Regions from separate parts of the Homo sapiens genome. Here region 1 is linked to region 2. The links are chromatin contacts, found by Hi-C or POLR2A ChIA-PET in ENCODE. All regions are on one chromosome and are shown on one strand. Each heading gives the region's core, a stretch centred on a gene start or an enhancer-like site at or near the end of the contact. The rest is flanking DNA. Distances are from core to core; before and after follow the strand shown. Region 1 holds the start of USP51 (ubiquitin specific peptidase 51). Region 2 holds the start of VCF2 (VCP nuclear cofactor family member 2).

Region 1 (3,349 bases), core at 389-2,888, 330 kb after region 2:
TCATATGGGTACTACATACGTGACAGATGCATGACTTTGCTTTACGTTTCCTAGTCTCTGGGGTCCCACTCCAAACGAAACGCTGGTAGATCAACCTCAGGTTCTTCTGCCAGTTCTTACCTACTTTAAAGCTCTCCACATGAGAGCAGCCTGTGGGACCCTGACCAAACTCGACCTCCAGCAACCAGTCCCCTAAGCCGCCAGGATCCCCCGACCCGTCTAGGTCACCAGAGCAGCTTCTCCGTGTCTGAGGCCTGGACCCAGGCCGGGATCTGCGCCGGGATCCACGCCAGGCCCTGGGCCGCGGTGCGGGTGGGGGCGGGGGTGGCGGCGGGGGCGGGGGCCGGGCTGGAGGCGGGGGTGGGGCCGAGAGCCCAGGCTGGCTGCGGGAGCGGGCCCGGGGCTGGGGCCGAGGGCGGGGCTTGCGGCGCGGGCAAACGGGCGAGGAGCTGCTGTGACAGCGAAGGGGGATTGAAGGGAGCACCTTCTCGTCGCCGCCGCTGCTGCTCCACGTCAAGTTCTCCTCCGGCGCGGGCTCACGCTCTTGTAATGGCTCCAGCTTCATCTCCTCGGCTTCACGTCTCGAAGACGCCTTCGTAGCCCCCGCCGCCGCCTCCTCCATTTTCCCCGCCTTCTCAACCGCCTCCTCAGGAGAGGCTCCTCCCCCACCTCCGGAGATCCAGCGGACCCCAGAGCCGGAGGGCAAAGAAGTTTCTCGAACCTGGGCCATCAGATCACTCCCCGACCTGAGGAGCAAGGCGTCTGGAAAACAGCTGCGACTGTAGATGAAAGGAGACAGAGACTTCTGTGAATGATCTGCCCAGCGTCATGGCCGCGGTGCGCAGTTAGCGCCCCCAGGACCCCTCCCATCGGCCCTTGAGCTCAGCCCGCGGCTTCTGTCGGCTCCACCCACTCAACTGAGAGGCCCCTGGAGCTGATGGGGAGACCGAGGCGGTTACCTGCTTCAAAGGCGATCAGATCATGCCAGGGGACTGGGAACAGAAGGCTAGCGAGCGGTGGGGGTGGGGAACGGCCTGAGCTTTAGGACAGAAAGGATGGAAACTTCTTTAAAAAAGGCGCCACCCTCTGACTGCTTTTTTGCGCCCTGCGCAGCCTCGCTTTGGTGCAGCTTCCTCTGACGTTCTTTCCCTGTATCCTAAAAAACACTTGGGTCAACATTTTCTCTCCAAAATGGCTGAAAGGACGCACTTTTGGAAAATGAACTCACAGGAAGAAAGTGTCCCTCTGTTTCTACCTAACCTATACTTCTGTGACCCGGTGTGTTCCACTCTAAGCCGTTGCCCCTCAGCGCACTTTCGGTCCACCCAGCTCTTGCGCCCTCTCACGCTTTTTCGCGCTTGTGCTCTCACACCCCTTTTCTTGCTTCTGCGACTTCAATTCCTATGATTTCTCCTAGAATTCGGATTACTACTCCCTCCCTTCACGCATTTGCCACCTCTATGGCCACCACTATCCTCGCGCGACCCCCGAAGTCTCCGCTCCCTTTTCCCTCTCCTGCCCCCGCAACACCCCCAGCCCGGCAGTTTGTTTAAAGGTCTGGGTTACCTTGGGCCCCAGGCGCGTGATATAGAACGTCAGCAACTGCTGCTGTCCAGGCGCTCCTCAGCCAGCCTTCTCTCCTGACCTCTCCTCAGGGCTGGTCACAAGGGGGCCGCCCCCTGGCCCCTCCCCTCTCGACGTGCGGCCCCCAACCCCGGATTCTGCCCTCCTGCAGTGATGAATGGCACCGCTGTCCCGCGCAGGCAGGCAAACCTCTTCCTGAAACAGACTCTGCTGGAGGCAACAGCAGCAACAGATTCTACAGAAAGCCCCTGAAATGGAGGCTCAGGCCTCACCTAGCTCCAGGCCCGCACTCCACAGAAAAAAAGATTCACCCGGCGTGGGGGTGGGGGCTTCCAGAGATGGCAACCCTCTGGCAGGAATCCCTCAGGATCCTGTCAGAGCCTGGTCTCTGGGAGTTGACGGAGGGAGGGAGGGAGAGAGAGAGAGAGAAAGAGAGAGAGATTATCCCAGAATGTGCAGGGGAGGAAGCATAAGCAAGGGCTCAGGCTCAGAGAGACCTGAGCCCAGGCACATGCTTGCTGTGTGACCTCGGATAAAACACTTAACTTCTCTGAGCCTTAGTTGTGTCAATTTTTAAAGAGAAATTGAAATAATAACCCTAGCCCAATGTGAACACTGAGTCATAGTATATATCAAGTAAAAGACCTTTTTGGCGAGCTTTATCTGTCACACCTCTTTTTTCAGTCCGCTCCTGAAAATCAGCATAGAGAACAACTCCTGATGCAGAGTAGAGGAGAAGAGAATGCCTTTCTCTTTCAAAGCTCTCTCAAAGTTATGGCTCAGTTCACCCGATCATCCATCCTAGGCAGTCCATATACAGGAGCATGTATTCAACAAAGATGCCATAGGTGCATTATAGCGCTAGATTGTGCTGGGAGAAGCACAAGATACAACTGTTTGTGTCCTGAAGTCCATACGCCAGGAGACTTTTCCTTTTCTTTGACAGATCCGGCATCCAAGGCGACAACCCGGAGGAAAGCTATCTCCAGGGCTTGTTGCCCTTCCGGTCCAATCCCAAGAAAATTACGGTTTATTACAGCGGATGTTTAATGCTACATTTAATCTCTCTGAGAAAGTCACACACCTCCCCTCAAAACCTCACGATTAGGATTCAGCTCTCTTAACTTGGCAGTGGCATCTAGTGGATACCTCCGCACAATGGATATCACTGATTTTGTGACTTGGTTTAGATTCGACCATATCTCAGTCACATACTAGCACCCGGAGGGAAAGTGCTTTGGAATTATAGACTGGCTTGTGCAGGAAAACGTGCTTTTTCTCCCCTAGGGAAGGGCATTTTCTCAGCCACAGCTAAGCAAAGAGTTGCTCCACTCTGGGTTAGCAGCCCTAGAAGGAAATGCTGAGTCAGTCATTTGCTAGCTGTGCCACCTGTGGCTTGGATCCCAGCTGCTCTGAGACAGCCCTGCACCCTTTATGCAGGCAGGGAGGCAGGGCACAATTTATAAATACTTCTGTCTTCTGAGCCTTCGCTTTCTCCTGTGCAAAATCAGAATCATGAGAATGCCAGCCCTACCTAGATTGGTTTATTCAGCAGATATGTAAAGAGCACCTACTGCTGCACTGGGCACTATGAATATACAGCCAAACAAAACTGGGCACAAAAGCAAGTAAGCCAGAGTCCCTGCCTGAGGTCCACATCGGGAAATGCATAGGAATGTGCTGTGAAGATTAATGTTAGTTAATAAAGGCCTAAAAACCACTCGTAATCAACAACTTAATATTTGGGAGGTGGGATTGTTACAGT
Region 2 (3,232 bases), core at 684-3,183:
AGTTGTTACATGAAACAACTGATCTTTTGGATGCTTAAATTGTAAAGCCGTGACAACATACATATATGAGAACTTGTCTGAAAAAATGTCACTATCTGCTATCCCAAGATATAAAAGTCATATAAGTACTCCATTACCAGGCATGAAGATAAAAAAATGTAATACAAGAACTCTAAGTAAAGCCAAGCTGTGCATTTCATTTCTAGAAATAATTTTCATAACCTTAAATGATCCTTGAAAATAAAGAATATGAGGAATTTAATAGCTAAGTTTTCAAAATCTACCTAATTAGTTTCATTGTTTTGACTCCATGAAGTTACAATTCCAGGGTAAGTGATTTTTAACTCCTTCAATAAGATCGTAAGACATGTGTGTCTGCCAGTGTCTACTCTTAAGTTCTTATGCCAGTGGTGTAGCGACACTGAAGAGATATTTCTTGTATGCTGAATGTGGTTAGGCACTTACTGTTGCTATACCAGCTAATATTATGACATAGTTACTCCACTAGATTGTCACCATGAGATTGTGGCTGATTACTTCCTTGAAACATTCTTTTCTCAAAATTGTTTTCAATGATTGGTAAGATTACATCTTCAGTTTCAAGTTCCTTGTCAATAAGTAATCAGATTGCAGCGTTTGACATAGTTTTCACAGCACTCTATTATTAACCAGACATTTGCTTAGAGACTTACTTTTGAGTTTTTGGTACTCCTAAGAATGGCTGAGTTTACTCATTTTTATAATTTCATTACTCTTTAATCAATTCTCATCTCTAGGAGACTGAGTACTAGGAGACTCTAGGAGACTGAGTACTGAGTACAAAATGCCAAATAAAAAATCACGTAGAAAACTGCTCCTATATTACACTCCATTATGAAATGATTGATTATATATAAAGAAAAAATGACCGGGTGTAAATATTATTTTATTTCACAATGTTTATTGAGCATCCACTAAGTGCTAGGCACTCCTCCAGGTGCCAGGATAAAAGAGTGAAACAAACACATGCCACAGCTCTGCCTTCATTAGGGAGCATGGTGATGTTTGTCTTTGATCATGGTATTTTGAGTATTTGAGTATTTTGCGCTCAAGTTTTACTGAAACTTTCAACAGCTTACAATACGTTTGCATTGTTTTTAAAACAGAGTAATACTATGAAAATGATTTTTCAAAGTGTGAAGCTGAGTTTAAAAAGCGGAATGTTCATGAAACAATGTTAATCTCATTTTTTAAAATGCAACTTTACGAATGAAAAACATCTAAGGAAATTTATCACAGAATATGATTAATGGTCACGGCTGGGTGATCGGACTGTGGATAAGATTGGTTTCCTTTATTACGCTTTAACAGTCTAACCAAGTTTTCTACCATGAGATTCAGAGACGTTTGTAATGAAAGAATACATTGATAAAGGTCCATAGAACCCCAGTAACACGTGGAGAAAGATGACAAAACCAATCAGAGAAACAGAAATACCAGTTGCTAGGGTACCTAGCAGCCTCACCGAGGAAATGCCAATTTGAAAAACAGAATGCTATTGTCCACTGACTGAGTTTTCGCGAGGGACCACATCCCCACCTCACCCCCGCCTCCAGGGCTTGTAAGGCACTGACAACCAAAGAACCAGCATGTTCTTTCGGAGAAGGCTTCGCGGGATTTTTTTTCAAGCACGAAGGGCGGGGCACGAGGCAAGCAGGGCCGCGCCACCGGCCAACACTGTCACCTGCAGGTCATGAGAGCCGAGCGCCACCAACCCCGGAAGAAAATACATATCCGCTGCGTTTCCGCCCTGAGCCCCGAGATCTTGGCTGAGAAAGCAAAGCGTGATGACCGTGGGGACCAGAGCTCGGACTGGTACCGGCCGGAAAGGCCCCGACGAACTTACCGTACAGGGCAGCCTCCCATAGTCCTGCCCTCGGAACCATAGCAACCGCGCAGGAAGTTCCTGCGCCGCCGGAAAAACGCAGCCCGGAGGGCGGGGCTGGCCAAGGATTGACGGGCTCTGGGCCTGCGCATCGGAGCCCGGGGAGGTCGGCTCCTGTTTCCTCTGGGTCCGCCGCAGGCTCCCTTCCCTGCAGTTGGGAGCTGACGCCTGAGGGACGATCCGCTGAGGGTCAGGCTCTGCTGCGCGACTGCCCGAGCCGCCCCATGTTCGAGACCTGTGCCAATCCCATGGACATTCTCCTCCCACCCAGCCAGCCTCTGAACACGCTTCTCACGTGGCACACGCCCTGTCCTCGCAGCCCTCACACCGCTGATCCTCCTCGGCGACCTCAGCGCCCCCGGGGCTGACCAGGCCGTGGCCGGCGCCTCTCCGTCCTCGGGGGGGTCTCCTTCCCCCCACTTAAGTCTCTTCTGCCCGCGGTCATGCCCTGGGCCTCAGGAAAGACCGCGCCCCTCCACGATGTCCATTTCTTGCATCCCCCATTCTCATAACGGGCAGCACCCGATCGTGTCCTAACAGCTACCTCTTCCAGTGCCCCAGCATCCACAGCCTTTAGCCTCAAGGAGGCCTCCTCTCCACTAACCACAACCGCGTTCCTCACCATTCACCTTCCTTAGCCAGCTTACCCAAAGCTATTAACTCTCTCCTCCCTACTCTCCTGGCAGTCCCCCCGCCGCCAAGTAGACAAACAATGTACACCCTCCACAAGTGTACCTTCTCTGTCTAGTCTACTTACAAGATCCCTCCACAAGCACCAGCACCCAATTTTCTCATGATATTCACTGATATTCCCTTGAGAAAATAGAAGCAATCAGAGAAGAATTCACACCACTTCCCAACAGCAGTAGACCTGCACTTATAATCTTGGCTGCTTCCCTGGAGGAAGAGACAGGATCCTACTTGAGACCAGGCCCTTCACCTGGATCCTATGCCTTCCACCTTCTTAAGGGATCATCCTTTGCAGTTATGCTTTCTCCTGAATTATCATGTTCCTCTATCTGTATTTATTATCTAAAAAGTTGGCAAAGGGAGTGCTAGAGTTTAGGCTGATCCTGGTTCTTGCTGTTAAGTAGGTGATCTCACAGGGGGCTGCATTCCCTGAGGATGGAAGGGAAGATGTGGAAAGTGGCTGATTCAAGAACTAAAGATCATGCCATAAAGGAAGCCTAACCCAGCTAGGGGCTAGGTGACCCTGCAGCCGAGGCTGTGGAGTAGACAGCCCTGGACAGGGGACTTTTAGACTGCCATGTTTGTCGCTGCATTGTGCAATTTTAACAAGAATCCTGC

What was found. A loop is a pair of places that touch in the nucleus more often than their neighbours do. ChIA-PET counts read pairs that join two places held with the same protein, here RNA polymerase II (POLR2A). Pooled maps may share reads with other maps.
Region 1: a pooled map shows a loop between it and region 2 (15-fold over the local background). The contact joins the promoter of USP51 here to the promoter of VCF2 in region 2. A Hi-C loop is called at or near these places in 11 of 50 pooled maps. POLR2A ChIA-PET finds 5 or more read pairs at or near these places in 5 of 52 experiments (CD4-positive, alpha-beta memory T cell, WTC11, activated B cell and 2 more).

What each region holds. Positions count from the first base shown.
Region 1 is chrX:55,488,210-55,491,558 of GRCh38, forward strand. USP51 (ubiquitin specific peptidase 51) reads right to left here and starts at 1,639. Exons shown (of 3, transcript NM_201286.4): 1 at 1,567-1,639; 2 at 960-1,156; 3 at 1-779. The coding sequence starts at 730. LOC101928692 (a long non-coding RNA gene) reads left to right here and starts at 732. Exons shown (of 2, transcript XR_244468.5): 1 at 732-837; 2 at 1,656-3,304. RefSeq lists enhancers at 195-1,054, 572-1,011, 1,232-1,331 and silencers at 322-401, 1,722-1,831.
Region 2 is chrX:55,159,252-55,162,483 of GRCh38, forward strand. It overlaps VCF2 (VCP nuclear cofactor family member 2), which reads right to left and starts at 1,934. Exons shown (of 3, transcript NM_001166701.4): 1 at 1,886-1,934. The coding sequence starts at 1,905. RefSeq lists enhancers at 1,597-1,896, 1,722-2,222, 2,223-2,723.